Linked DNA regions of Homo sapiens: all the other regions are linked to region 1. The links are chromatin contacts, found by Hi-C or POLR2A ChIA-PET in ENCODE. All regions are on one chromosome and are shown on one strand. The core of a region is the stretch at or near the end of the contact, and the rest is flanking DNA. Distances in the headings are between cores, read along the strand shown. Region 1 overlaps LOC100506403 (a long non-coding RNA gene). Region 2 holds the start of RUNX1-IT1 (RUNX1 intronic transcript 1). Region 3 has its middle 73 kb from the start of LINC01436. Region 4 has its middle 130 kb from the start of MIR802.

Region 1 (2,926 bases), core at 296-2,795:
AAGTATGCATTTATGCAACTATAAAAATGCAGGCTTTATGCAGAATGCCAGGTAACTACCTTCTAATTTAATATGGACTTTTCCCCGGGAAATCCAAAGTATTGGAGATTTATCATAAGCTGAAAATTACTAAAGAGAGAGCCATGCCTCTTCATGTACAACTCTTTCTGCTCATGTTTGCTTTGACATCAGGAAGAAGGAATTGTGGGTTTGAAATATGACCACCTGCATCTGTGTCTTTCTAAGGTACCAGGCACAGTTTCTTTTGTGTTATCTCATTCATTCTCACAACAACCCTGTGCAGCAGAAGGTATTTTCTCTGTTCTATCGATGAGGAAATCCATGCTCAGAAACTTTAATTGGACTCGGCGATGTTTCACAGTACAAGGTGGCAGAGGTTGGATTGGAACTCAGGACTGAAGATCCAAAAAACCATGACCTTTCTAATTGCTACCCTGCCTTTTGAGTTTTATGAATGCGGTTAAGGGAATTCTAGTTTCAGTATCTCATAAAACACCATCCAGGGCTAATTTTTCACTTCTGAAGAAAGTGAGAGAACAGATGGGAGCCGTCATGCCACCAGCCCTTACAAATGCCCCTTCTTGACTGCCCAACCCTGGTTTCATCCTCTATGTGACTTACAGCATGTCAATGGCATGCAGTGCTGGAGACAGCCTTAATATGGATGCTGGAAGTACTTTTTGATTTTGTAAAGCAGGCTTAAGGAAATACACCCATGCAGTGTGTGCATGCACACACACACACGTGTACATACATACCACACACATGCATGTGCACATACACATGCACACACACATGCTGCTCATATGTAATTTCTACTTCCTGTTAGGTCTTTACCAGGACTCTTGAACTACTCCTAGAGGGGTAGACATGGCTTAGTTATCAGTAAGTTCTGCAGTGTTGAGGGGAAGGGGAAGTTGGGTATGACGCAAGTGCAGGGGGGAGAATGGGAAAATTGTGTCTGACGATGGTTTACTTTTTGTAGCAGCTGAGAAAGTCACTGATGTTGCTGCCTCCTGTTGTTAAGTTAGAGCCCTCTCAAAATAGATCTTTTGATTTCTATTGCCTTTCAGGGTCCCCATACCTTGATTGGTGCTCAGTAGCCTGAAGACTTGTGTTTGAACAATGGATTCCTTAGTTGAGGGTTGGGAAAAACCTTAACAGCTATGGAGGCCAGCCCCTACCCACACCTTAATTTCAAGCCCCCTCTGAAAGTCCATACCAGATGGTAGAGCAGCCTAGGCTTGCAAATGTCCTGTAACTGGTCCTCACTACCTCCTGAGTCAACCAACATCATCTTTGACAGCTTCCTGTTTCAAAAATGTTTTCTTCATATTGAGTTGAAATGTGCCTCATTGCTTAACTTCCAACCAGGCATATATATTCTTTGGGCTGCAGTTTCTTGCCTTATAAAATGAGTCGGCTGGCCTCAGGACTGACCTATCCAGATGCACACGTTGTGCACTGCACAGCTCCAGGGGGCACCATTCATCTAGACTTTGAGGAGTCTGGCCTCTGGCTAGAATTGTGCAATGCCACGGCCCTGGTTTGCCACAATGACCTTTGTGTTTCTTTGTGACTCTCAAATTTGATGTCGGCCTCCAGATGGGGATATACGCTGCAAAGTAGTTCAGTTAGCACTAACAAGCTTTCAACGTCCTTGTTTGAGAAGAGCTGCCTGTTGTCACTAGAGCAGGCCACCCCTTGTTATTCACACCTTGTGGAGCTTAATTTCATTCAAGCGCCTACATGCAAATTAGATTTTTACCCTGAAGGCAAGGCGTCATCTGTTGTTTGGCCAACAACAGATGCTAAATGAAGAGGAAAGGAGAATGTGTACTTTTCTTTGAGAATCTATTATATTTCAGACTGTAATTATGTTTTTTTAAGAATTTTTTAAGTATCAGTTTTTAAGTATTAATAAAAATGTCATCTGAGTTATTTTTTCAGAATTGAAGGACATTGAAGGAGAATGATATTGGCAGATGTTTCCTTTCTGACCAATTATTAATTTTATAATAAAATACTATTATTTCCTAAGTCACTAATATATAGTTTGCATCATCTGCTCAAAGGGTAAGACTTGGGCAAACAAAATCAGGCACATATCCAGAAGATGTTCAACTTAATTTCTCATACCTCTTAAAACAACCTATCTGTATTACGTGACCATTATAAGTTCTTATCTTTTTTGTGAAAGGAAATTTGTTAGAAACTGAATTGGGACACATATGGTTAACACCTCTTTGAATAAAGTATGCATTTATGTAACTATAAAAATGTAGCCTGTATGCAAAATGCTATATAATTACCTTCTAATTTAATATTGACTTTCCCCCGGGAAATCCAAAGTATTGAAGGTTTATCATAAGCTGAAAATTATAGATTCCTGAGGAAGGTGATTGTTGCTAGAAATAGAATAATTTGGCCTTACGGTGGTTGGCATGAACAGTGCATCCTCTGCCCAGTTGGGTTTTTGGCGAAGTGGCAGTTTAAATTAAGCACTTGGGCACTGTGATGATGGACAGGCCCAGATGAAAAGATAGCTCTGGTTTTATGCTCAAGGCTTCATGTTTCCCACAAGATGAGGTATTTATTAACTAAGAGTCGCACCCACTTCACTTTTATTATTAAATGTTTGTAGAGCCTTCCTGAAAAGAATAATGCGGGTAGAATTTATACTGGGAAGGTTTCAACATCCCATAAAACTGACACTCTAGCACTTTGTAGAAAAGATGGGCCTGGGGAATGCAAGGAGGGAGAGGAAACTCTCCAAGATATAGATCTTGCTTAAAAGGGAGTTTCACCTCTGATAATTTAGGAGGTCAGAGGGCAGGTCTAAGTTCTCAGCCTCTGGATGTAAGAAGTGACCAGGAACAATAATGGGCAAAAGTGTGTGTGTGTG
Region 2 (2,926 bases), core at 173-2,672, 470 kb after region 1:
ACCGCAGGGTATTCCATAGTCACATTCCATTGTGGGTGAGTTTTTGTTGTTGGTTTTTTTTTTTTTTTTTTTTTTTGGATGGAGTCTACTAGCTCTGTCACCAGGCTGGAGTGCAGTGGCCCCATCTCAGCTCACTGCAATCTCCGCCTCCCACGTTCAGCCATTCTCCTGCCTCAGCCTCCTGAGTAGCTGGGATTACAGGTGTGTGCCACCACGCCCGGCTAATTTTTGTATTTTTAGTAGAGACAGGTTTTCACCATGTTGGCCAGGATGGTTTCGATCTCCCGACCTCGTGATCTGCCCGCCTCAGCCTCCCAAAATGCTGGGATTACAGGTATGAGCCACTGCACCCGGCCCATCCTAGGTGAGTTTTTTAAGGGAGACAAAAAATGTCAGAGTGGCACTCATTGCTCAAGAGAGAAGCACTTCCCCTTTTACTGTGCAAAATTTTATAATATGTATAGCTATCAATGTTTGTTTCTTATTACTGCCCCAGAATGTGCAAAAGAGAGTTTAGGTCAACTAAGATACATTGGTTTGAGTGCCATTTTTTTCAGGAGCAGTTTTAACACCAACCACAGTTTGCTGCACTTTCTTACACAGCTTCTGTTTGCACTTTGAACTCTGTGCACTGAGCCCCTCATTCCACACCATCTGCAGGCTGCATCTGGGCAGCTTCATCCAGCTCGGTAACAGTCACAGCTGAACTTGACATTCACCCACTTTGAAAGTATAGAATTCATAAAATCTGAAACCACATATGTGTATAAAACCCATGCAAGAGTGGGTAGGAACTAAAAGGAGGAGAAAAAGTAGTCCTCCCCTTCAGGAGTGTTCTCTCTTATCCCAGCCCCTTTCATGTAATGAATGGGTGAATGGGTGAAAATGAAATTATTTAGGCATTGACTGACAGGTAGGAACAGAAACTCAGGCTTCTAGTTTATTATTATTTATTATTATTGAATCTACTGTTTCTAAAGATGAGAATGGCTTTTACTTCCAAAGTTCTAGAGGAGAGGAACAACGTTAAGCAACCTTAAACAAATATTAGCACTGTGAAAGGTGCAGGGTCATATAAAGAAGTAGAAGTGCCGACAATGAAAATTCTATCCAACTGTCAATCATTCCATATCATTACTTCATTTTTTTAAATAAAGGCTGTGTCTCCCATATGCTTCCCTCCAGGTTGTATTCAAAACAAAGAAATAATTGTATTACAGATGTGAATAAATCTGTTTAAAAAATAAGTGAACCCTGAGACATATGAACTATGAGACATTGTTCTATATGATGCTTTGTAAGTTTTATGTGCTGTGTCATAGAGTTATATAGAGTTATGTATATATATAGTTCTGTATAGTTTCAGTTGGCATCTAAAAATTATATAACTTTATTTTTTAAAATCTATAATTATAAATATTTTTAAACTGCTAGAAAGGAAGAGCCGAATATTTGGCTGGAGTGATTTTTAGACATTTCTCTACCTTAGGGCACCAGAGAGGTTCACTTGCCCAGGGTTCCATAGCTGGTTGGTGCCAGAGTCCGAACGAGAAACCAGGTCTTCTCAGCTCCTGTCACCCACAGTTTTGCAGACACTGAATTTATGAGGTGGATTCCATTCAAGCATGCACATAACTAGCAGACACTTCTCCTAATCCTCCTCAATTCCCCTTTGCATTGCTCAGATACCACAATCCTTTGCAGGTTAAATCCCTTCACCTTGTGAACTCATTAGGCAGGGCAATGTATATGAATCCCTGAGTCCTTAAGAACGTCCTTAGGCTGTGTTAGAAATGCAGTTGCCATAGGAGTAACCGGCCCCTGCTGTCATTTGGATGTTCTCTCTTCCCCAAAATCCAGCACCACCTTGGTTAAGCACCCACCATGTGCCTGCCCACCTGGCTCCTTAGGCAATGTTACAATTAACCAGGTTGGTTTTGATGAGGGTCTAGGGCAAAATTTGAACCACCACAACAGCCAATGTGCACATCCATGCAGAGGGTTCAGAGATGGCCTCGGCCAAGGCTGCCAGGCTTCAGCTCTGGAAGGAGCCCTGGGAAGTGGGAGATCTTTGTATAAAAATTGGAACCCAAACTATAATTCCCATTAGGGATATATATGCTCACATCACTCCTGATTCAAAGCTCAGAAGTGGCCTCTCAGGAGAAATAAAGGTCTCTCTCTCTCTCTCTCTCTATCTCACACACACACACACACACACACACACACACACAGAGAGAGAGAGAGAGAGAGAGAGAGAGAGAGAGAGAGAGAGGCCAGCATTCAAAATTCCCATGCTTAGGGAATCCATTGGGACTTCTCCCCAGGATGTACTGAATTCAAGGAAGCTTTCTCTAGGTGTAGCAGAAACTGCTGCTGTCATGTCTCTGCTCACCAGGACGTAGCTTCTCTCTACAGACCTTTATTTCTTTCCCTGGAGGCTTCAGTCCATGTTGAAGTGTAAACTCCACTCAGCTCCAGGAGGAATCGTGTTTTCTTTATCACCAGGGGCTTCTTCTACGAGTTGCCTTTGATAGGGAGGCCAGGAGGAAGATAGGCCCAAGCTCAGGGGTGGGATCGGGGAGCAGGAAGCCTGTGGGCTTTAGAATCGAGGTATTGGTTTCTCCCTGTCACCATCATCCACCACCTGTGTGAACTTGAGCCATTTATCGAACCTCACGGAGCCCCAAGTTTCTCATCTGTAAACAAGGGGAATGAGCCCTACTTTGTATGGTTGTCAAGAGGATTTGAGACAATATGTATAAAGCAATGGACACGCAGAGGAAGTCAATAAGTACAAGGTAACTCTGAAAATGCCACCAAAGGGAGGCTAGGGACAGGAAAGCCATCTCCGCCAACCTCAAGAACGTGGCCCCGAAGCTGTTCCAGGAACTGGGCATGTATGAAGATAAAAAAAAAAAAAGAA
Region 3 (2,926 bases), core at 243-2,742, 420 kb before region 1:
GTCAGCTCTTGGCTCCTTACCTCAAGTGCCTACTGAGGACATTTGGGCTCATCTACTCTTTCTCTCAAGATCCCTGGGTCCAAGAACTGGTCAACCCTCTCCCAACATGATTTTGAGCTAAATTATCTATTGCCTTTTTTTTTCTTCATTCCTTTCCTTCTTGAAAGATGTCTACAGTCTGCCTTGGTCCTTTAGGGGTCAGTATACCCTCTTTCTTTCTCACTCTCTGGCTGGCTATTGTCGTGTGTGTGTGTGCACACACATATGTGATTCAGTGACTTTCTCCAGAGGCGCCTGGCTTGAGTGAGTTGGTTCTGTGCCATTGGGAGGAGGATAGTTTCTTCCCCACAGGGGCAGCGCTGCTCTGACTTAGGGAGTTTAATGTCTTGTCAGATGTTGATGCTTTTACTTCCCTTCCTGTTTCAACTGGAATGAGTCATATTTGAAAATATTTTCATCCTTTTAGTGACTATATTGAATAACACACATTTTTCATTATTATTTACTGCAATTAACCTTAACCTCATTCTTTTCTTCTTTTAAACATTAGCACAGTTATTTCTATTATTATCTAGGTTCCCTCTGTCTCTATACTTAGCTTCATTAAAACGGATTGCAGCTTAGATAGGTTGAGAAACAGTCTTTTTTAATTTCTGGAGACTCAGCTTTCATTAATGCAATAATGAAAACTATGGTGGGAGAGTGTAGATAGTTGGCTAATAGATTGTCCCAACCTATTTTAGATCGGCTTTCTCCTCATTTGTCCTCCCCTAAACCAAGCTACTTATAAATGTTCTCCAATTCTGAGCTCTTTTTTTTTTTTTTTTTTGAGGTGGAGTCTCACCCTGTCACCCAGGCTGGAGTGCAGTGGCATGATCTTGGCTCACTGCAATCTCCACCTCCCAGGTTCAAGCGATTCTCCTGCTTCAGCCTCCCCAGTAGCTGGGATTACAGGCATGTGCCACCATGTCCAGCTAATTTTTTTTTTTTTTAAGTAGAGATGGGGTTTTGCCATGTTGGCCAGGCTGGTCTCGAACTCCTGACCTTAGGTGATCCGCCTGCCTTGGCCTCTCAAAGCGCTGGGATTACAGGTGTGAACTACCACACCCGGCTGCGTTAATTAAACTTCCTTTACTGCCCTGAGCTATTCTTATGACATTTCTTTGAGACAGGACAAGTGACTCAGTCTCTTTGTAATTTATTGAGTTCTTTGATTAAAAGAGACCATTACCAGCTAAAAATTCTACCCTCTGCCCTCGCTTTCACATCCTTCGAATGGATAAAGGGAAGATCTGTACAACACAGCCAGATATCAATACTGCTGCATCGTGTGCCTGGCTTCCTGGTGGTAGCCACCTGCTGCTTAGAAACTGTTTCAAAGGGGAACTGGCGTACTTCCCTTTTAAGCAAGAGTTACAGCGCAAAAGCTGCCTCAGTCATAATTTCTAACGTAGTCATCTCCTCTTTATAAGTGCACTTCCTCAGAGACCTGTGGACATAAACTGAATGTGTTAGGCAGAGACCTTTCAAAATTTAGACTTGTTTTCTGGACAGATGCCAGATTTCCTGGATGGCTGGTTACAATCCCCTTGTCCACCCGCGCAGTGCAGCTAAGATTGTCTGTCTGAATCATCATCCTTTTTTAGTGTGTACTTAAAGTGGAAGTGATGTTTTCCAGACCCTGTGTAGGAATGAGCTCATGTCATGAGGTTTTGCTCTGATGTTGGTTTCTCTCAGTTAGTTTAGTGACATTAGGATCTGAAGGCCGACGAATGGCTTTGATACCATTTTAAGGTGTCTTCCATTTCCAGTACTCCAGGATTATTGGGAAATTACTGGGGAGATGAAGACATTATGTAAGGTGGCAGGTCAACCTACTAGTTATTCACAGCCATTGGAAGATACTATGGGACTGTTAATAGTATGTGCTGAAAAGACTTCTCTCTTGTTGCTTTAAAAAAATGTAGTTTATTTACATGTATATTGACTTCTTTATGGTCCTATCCTAAGTGGATAAATGGCTGAATTCTATTTTTCTGCTAAGATTTTAGGCAGGAGAGTATTTTTCATGAATGTCTTGTAAATCATTAGTAAATGTTCTCTGACAAAGGGTTCCATGGCTAGATAGGTTTGAGAAATGCTGGGGAAGAATATGATGATGTCACCCGTAGGACATTTACATTGCTCTTCCTGATGCTGATATACAAATATATGTCTGTTTAAATTGATTTAATGATCTAATAAAAACTAAATTTCTCCTCTGAGAAATTGATGAAAACAACCAACCGTGAATATCCTAGCAAACTGTTTTCATGTCTGTTTTCAGATAAGCATTCCCTGAAGAATTTTATTTATTCATTTGTTTATTTGTTCATTGAACACATATCTATTTTGTGCCTTCTCTGTGCCAATACTTAGGGAAACGCTGCACCTTAATGAAAAGAAGGCTGTGGCAGACATGGCTGGTCTCAGCCATCCCTTTCCTTTAGTAAAGTTGAGTCCAATGCAGCCCAGAACAAAGGTTATGTTTCCCAGCTTCCCTTGCAGCAAGAACTGCCACATGGCCCGTGGGATGTGACCTTGAGGGCTATGTGCAGAGTTGCTGTGGGGCCTCTATGCACAGGCTTAGGTATGCACAGGTATGCACGTGCTATGTGTTTTGGATGGCAGAACAGCAGGACAGGAAGAGCGGGAACTCTGATACTATGGAGTGTTATAACACTTTGAATATTTATGATTAGACCATATTTAAAATAAATAAACTATTATCAATTTAAGTTACTGTTACTTTGACCTTTTTTAATGATAGCCAAACTAATAACCTAACTGATCCAGAAAGGATTTTCAATGATCAGGCATTGTCATAAGATTCAGTAGGCACATTTAGGAGCTTTTTTTTTTTGAGATGGAGTTTCACTCTTGTTGC
Region 4 (2,926 bases), core at 276-2,775, 340 kb before region 1:
GACAAAAGTGCCAGGGGCCCATGAAAGTCATATGTGGCTACCTTAGTTTCCTGGGGATGCTGGGACAACGTTCCAAAGACTGAGTGGCTTAAACAACAGGCATTTATTGTCTCATGGTTCTGGGGCTGGAAGTCCAAGATCAAGGTGCCAGTAGGGTGGGTTCCTTCTATGGGTCATGAGGGGGAGTCTGTTCCAGGCCTCTCTCCTAGAAGCTGGTGGTCTCAAGAAGGCACCCCCTGGTTTGCAGATGGCCACCTCTTCCCTGTGTCTTTACATCACCTTCTCTCTGTCTATGCGTTTGTCTTTTCACATAGCATTCTTTTATACAAGAAGTCCAGTCATGTTGGGTTAGGGGCTCACCTGTGTCGGTATGACCTCCTCTTAACTTATTACATCGGCAACAACCCTGTTTCCAAATAAGCTCACATTCTGAGGTCCTGGGGGTTAGGATTTCAGCAGTGGATTTGGTGGCGGTAGGGAGCAATTCAGCCCATAACAATGGCCCTGGGTTCCTGGGAGCGCCCCTGCCTTTCTCCTGCTTTGTAACCAGTGGGCTGGTCTTGAAGTGGGAACAATGAAGGCCCCTCATTTCTCCCCCTCCTCCCAAAATAAATAAAAAAGAATGACCAATTGTCCTTAATGCCATTTTGCTCATGGGTAGGGTTTCCTTAAGAACACTGAAAAATTATGTTGCAGAATTTGATTGGAACATTTTATGTATTGACCTCACTTCTAATCAAAGATGGCCAGATTAGCAATCTAAAAAGGTAATCTTGGCCAGGCGTGGTGGCTCACACCTGTAATCCCAGCACTTTGGAAGGCCAAGGCGCGTGGATCACTTGAGGCCAGGAGTTTGAGATCAGCCTGGCCAACATGGTGAAACCCCGTCTCTCCTAAAAATACAAAAATTAGCTGGGCGTGGTGGTGCATGCCTGTAATCCCAGCTACTTGGGAGGCTGAGGTGGGAGAATTGCTTGAACCTGGGAGGCGGAGGTTGCAGTGGGCAGAGATTGTGCCACTGCACTCCAGCCTGGCGACAGAGTGAGACTCTATCTCAAAAAAAAAAAAAAAAAAATCTTTACCTAAGAAGAGCTGAGTGTGACATCTTCAGAAAGTTAAGCCTTCTCATGGACTCCTCAGCATGCACCGTCCCCAGAGAGGCTGGCCTCAGAGGGTCCTGGTGTGGAACTGCTGGCAGCTCCTTGGGAGCTGTGTATTTTCTTCCCATTTCTTAGGGACAGGCTCTGAGCCAGGGAACACATGCCAGTGAGTGGTGATAAGGACTTTGAGCAAACCCACCGCAGTTCCCACCCTCAATCCTCAGGGTCAAGGTTGAAGGGGGCCAGAGCACATTTTTCACAGGTTCCGTGTGCTGTTTTGGGGAAAGTGCCAAGCAGTCGCCCAGGACAAAACCTGGCCCCAGAGCCCCCAGCCTGTTTTGAATTTCCATCTCTAATGCCACCTTTTGCCCCGGGAGTCCCAGAAGACACACCCTGGCTGAGGAGCCCTGCTCAGCTGGTGGTGGTTTGAGGCCAGCCAACTCCACTTCTCACTCCCGCCCCTGCTGAGTCTGCAAATATTTCTGGGTGTCTGGTCCTCATTAGGGTTGGCTGAGCTGACAGTGTGCAGGCTTCCCTCTGAGTTGCCACCTCACCTGTGGTTGACCAGACTCCCCCATCTTCACTTCTGAAGAAAAGGCTGCAGGGGAGTGCACAGGCGGTTGCCAGAGCTCGTCCTCTGGGATCTGGCGCCATGTAACTCGGCTGCCGCTGTCACCACCTTCTCCTGGAGGCCAGCTCACCACAGGTCTCTGGTGCTGGCTGGGGCCTCACCAAACTCTCTGGAGTGCAGCTACCTGAGTTTTCTCCGGGAGCCCATCAGCTGTCTGGGTTCTCTCACAGGTTGTAAGAGAAACAAACTGAAAATGTGCTAACTCCTTTATCACCTCCTACTTTTTCCAGGCTCTTTTTTGAAGTTCTCTGCGTATTCCCAGGCTTGCACTTCTCAGTCATTTTCATAAAAATAAATCCGTGTGGAGCTCAGGGTGAACATCTAAGCTTTAACATCTTTACACTTAGATCCCCTCTTGCAGTTGGAAGGGAGCAGCTGTAATTAAGAAAAGTACACAGGAAAAAAAAAAAAGGTTTCAGTGTGTGTTCTTTCTTTCTGAAGCATCTGAGCCGTTTTGCTATTAACAGCTGGAAATATTTCGAAAAATCCAGGGCATTTCCAAACATCTGACTACTCAGCTGGGTAAAAATACAGTCTAAGTATTTCCTTTTGCATTTGCATCACTTCGTGATTAGTCAGGACTTTCTTCCCCCCTAAAATGGTTTCTATTACAGCTGTGTCTTTTTTTATTTGGTGACCCAATTACATGACTCTTCAGCATGGAAAAATTCACATTATTAGTTTAAAAATATATCGTTGAACCTCAGTAACAGGTTTTGTGAGGTTTCGTTTCATAAACTTTTATAAAGTTTAATTTTGTCATTTCGTTCTAGAGTAAAGGAAAAAGGGCTGTGGCAGAATTTTCAGGTATTTTGAGATAGGACTGAGGTGGGAACTAGAAGGCGCTGTGAATATCCCTTTTGAGTTTTCCCCTTTTTATCCATTCACTGTTGTAAGGGAGAAAGCTGGCATCAGATTGAAACATTCCTGGTGATTTGAATGAGAGCAGTCTGGCTACAGAGCTTCCTCATCTTGGGTGATTTAAAGTTCTCATTTTTCTTTACTTGAAGGTACAACCATGAGTGTGTGATCATCCCGTTGCTCCTCGTGTCCTAGGAGTCCTCTTAACAGTGAACTCTTCAAAAGATTATTGAGTTTGTTATGTAGACACATTCCAATAGTTCTGGAAAAACATTGCCTCAGATAGACTATAATCTGGAGATTTACATTCTTTAGAATTTCCTAGTCAGGAGAT

Evidence for each region. A loop is a pair of places that touch in the nucleus more often than their neighbours do. ChIA-PET counts read pairs that join two places held with the same protein, here RNA polymerase II (POLR2A). Pooled maps may share reads with other maps.
Region 2: a loop to region 1 is called in a pooled map, with 2.1 times the contacts of the local background. The contact joins the promoter of RUNX1-IT1 here to the enhancer-like site in region 1. A Hi-C loop is called at or near these places in 2 of 168 maps with a recorded cell type or tissue (PC-3 and PC-9) and 3 of 50 pooled maps. POLR2A ChIA-PET finds 5 or more read pairs at or near these places in 5 of 52 experiments (BJ, CD4-positive, alpha-beta T cell, PC-3 and 2 more).
Region 3: a loop to region 1 is called in a pooled map, with 7 times the contacts of the local background. The contact joins two enhancer-like sites. A Hi-C loop is called at or near these places in 2 of 168 maps with a recorded cell type or tissue (IMR-90 and PC-9) and 10 of 50 pooled maps. POLR2A ChIA-PET finds 5 or more read pairs at or near these places in 2 of 52 experiments (A673 and activated naive CD4-positive, alpha-beta T cell).
Region 4: a map of K562 shows a loop between it and region 1 (2.8-fold over the local background). The contact joins two enhancer-like sites. A Hi-C loop is called at or near these places in 4 of 168 maps with a recorded cell type or tissue (K562, PC-3, PC-9 and 1 more) and 7 of 50 pooled maps.

The regions. Positions count from the first base shown.
Region 1 is chr21:35,507,195-35,510,120 of GRCh38, reverse strand. The region is part of intron 1 of LOC100506403 (a long non-coding RNA gene); the gene reads left to right. Among named protein-coding and RNA genes, the nearest start is that of MIR802, 210 kb to the left of the region's middle. RefSeq lists an enhancer at 1,413-1,933. Within about 2 kb of position 1,545, at least 5 of the 41 ENCODE cell types and tissues checked have a DNase peak (open chromatin) inside an H3K27ac peak, as active enhancers do.
Region 2 is chr21:35,037,922-35,040,847 of GRCh38, reverse strand. RUNX1-IT1 (RUNX1 intronic transcript 1) reads left to right here and starts at 1,422. Exons shown (of 1, transcript NR_026812.1): 1 at 1,422-2,923. The region is part of intron 2 of RUNX1 (RUNX family transcription factor 1); the gene reads left to right.
Region 3 is chr21:35,931,042-35,933,967 of GRCh38, reverse strand. No RefSeq gene overlaps it. Among named protein-coding and RNA genes, the nearest start is that of LINC01436, 73 kb to the left of the region's middle. Within about 2 kb of position 1,492, at least 24 of the 41 ENCODE cell types and tissues checked have a DNase peak (open chromatin) inside an H3K27ac peak, as active enhancers do.
Region 4 is chr21:35,849,568-35,852,493 of GRCh38, reverse strand. No RefSeq gene overlaps it. Among named protein-coding and RNA genes, the nearest start is that of MIR802, 130 kb to the right of the region's middle. Within about 2 kb of position 1,525, at least 6 of the 41 ENCODE cell types and tissues checked have a DNase peak (open chromatin) inside an H3K27ac peak, as active enhancers do.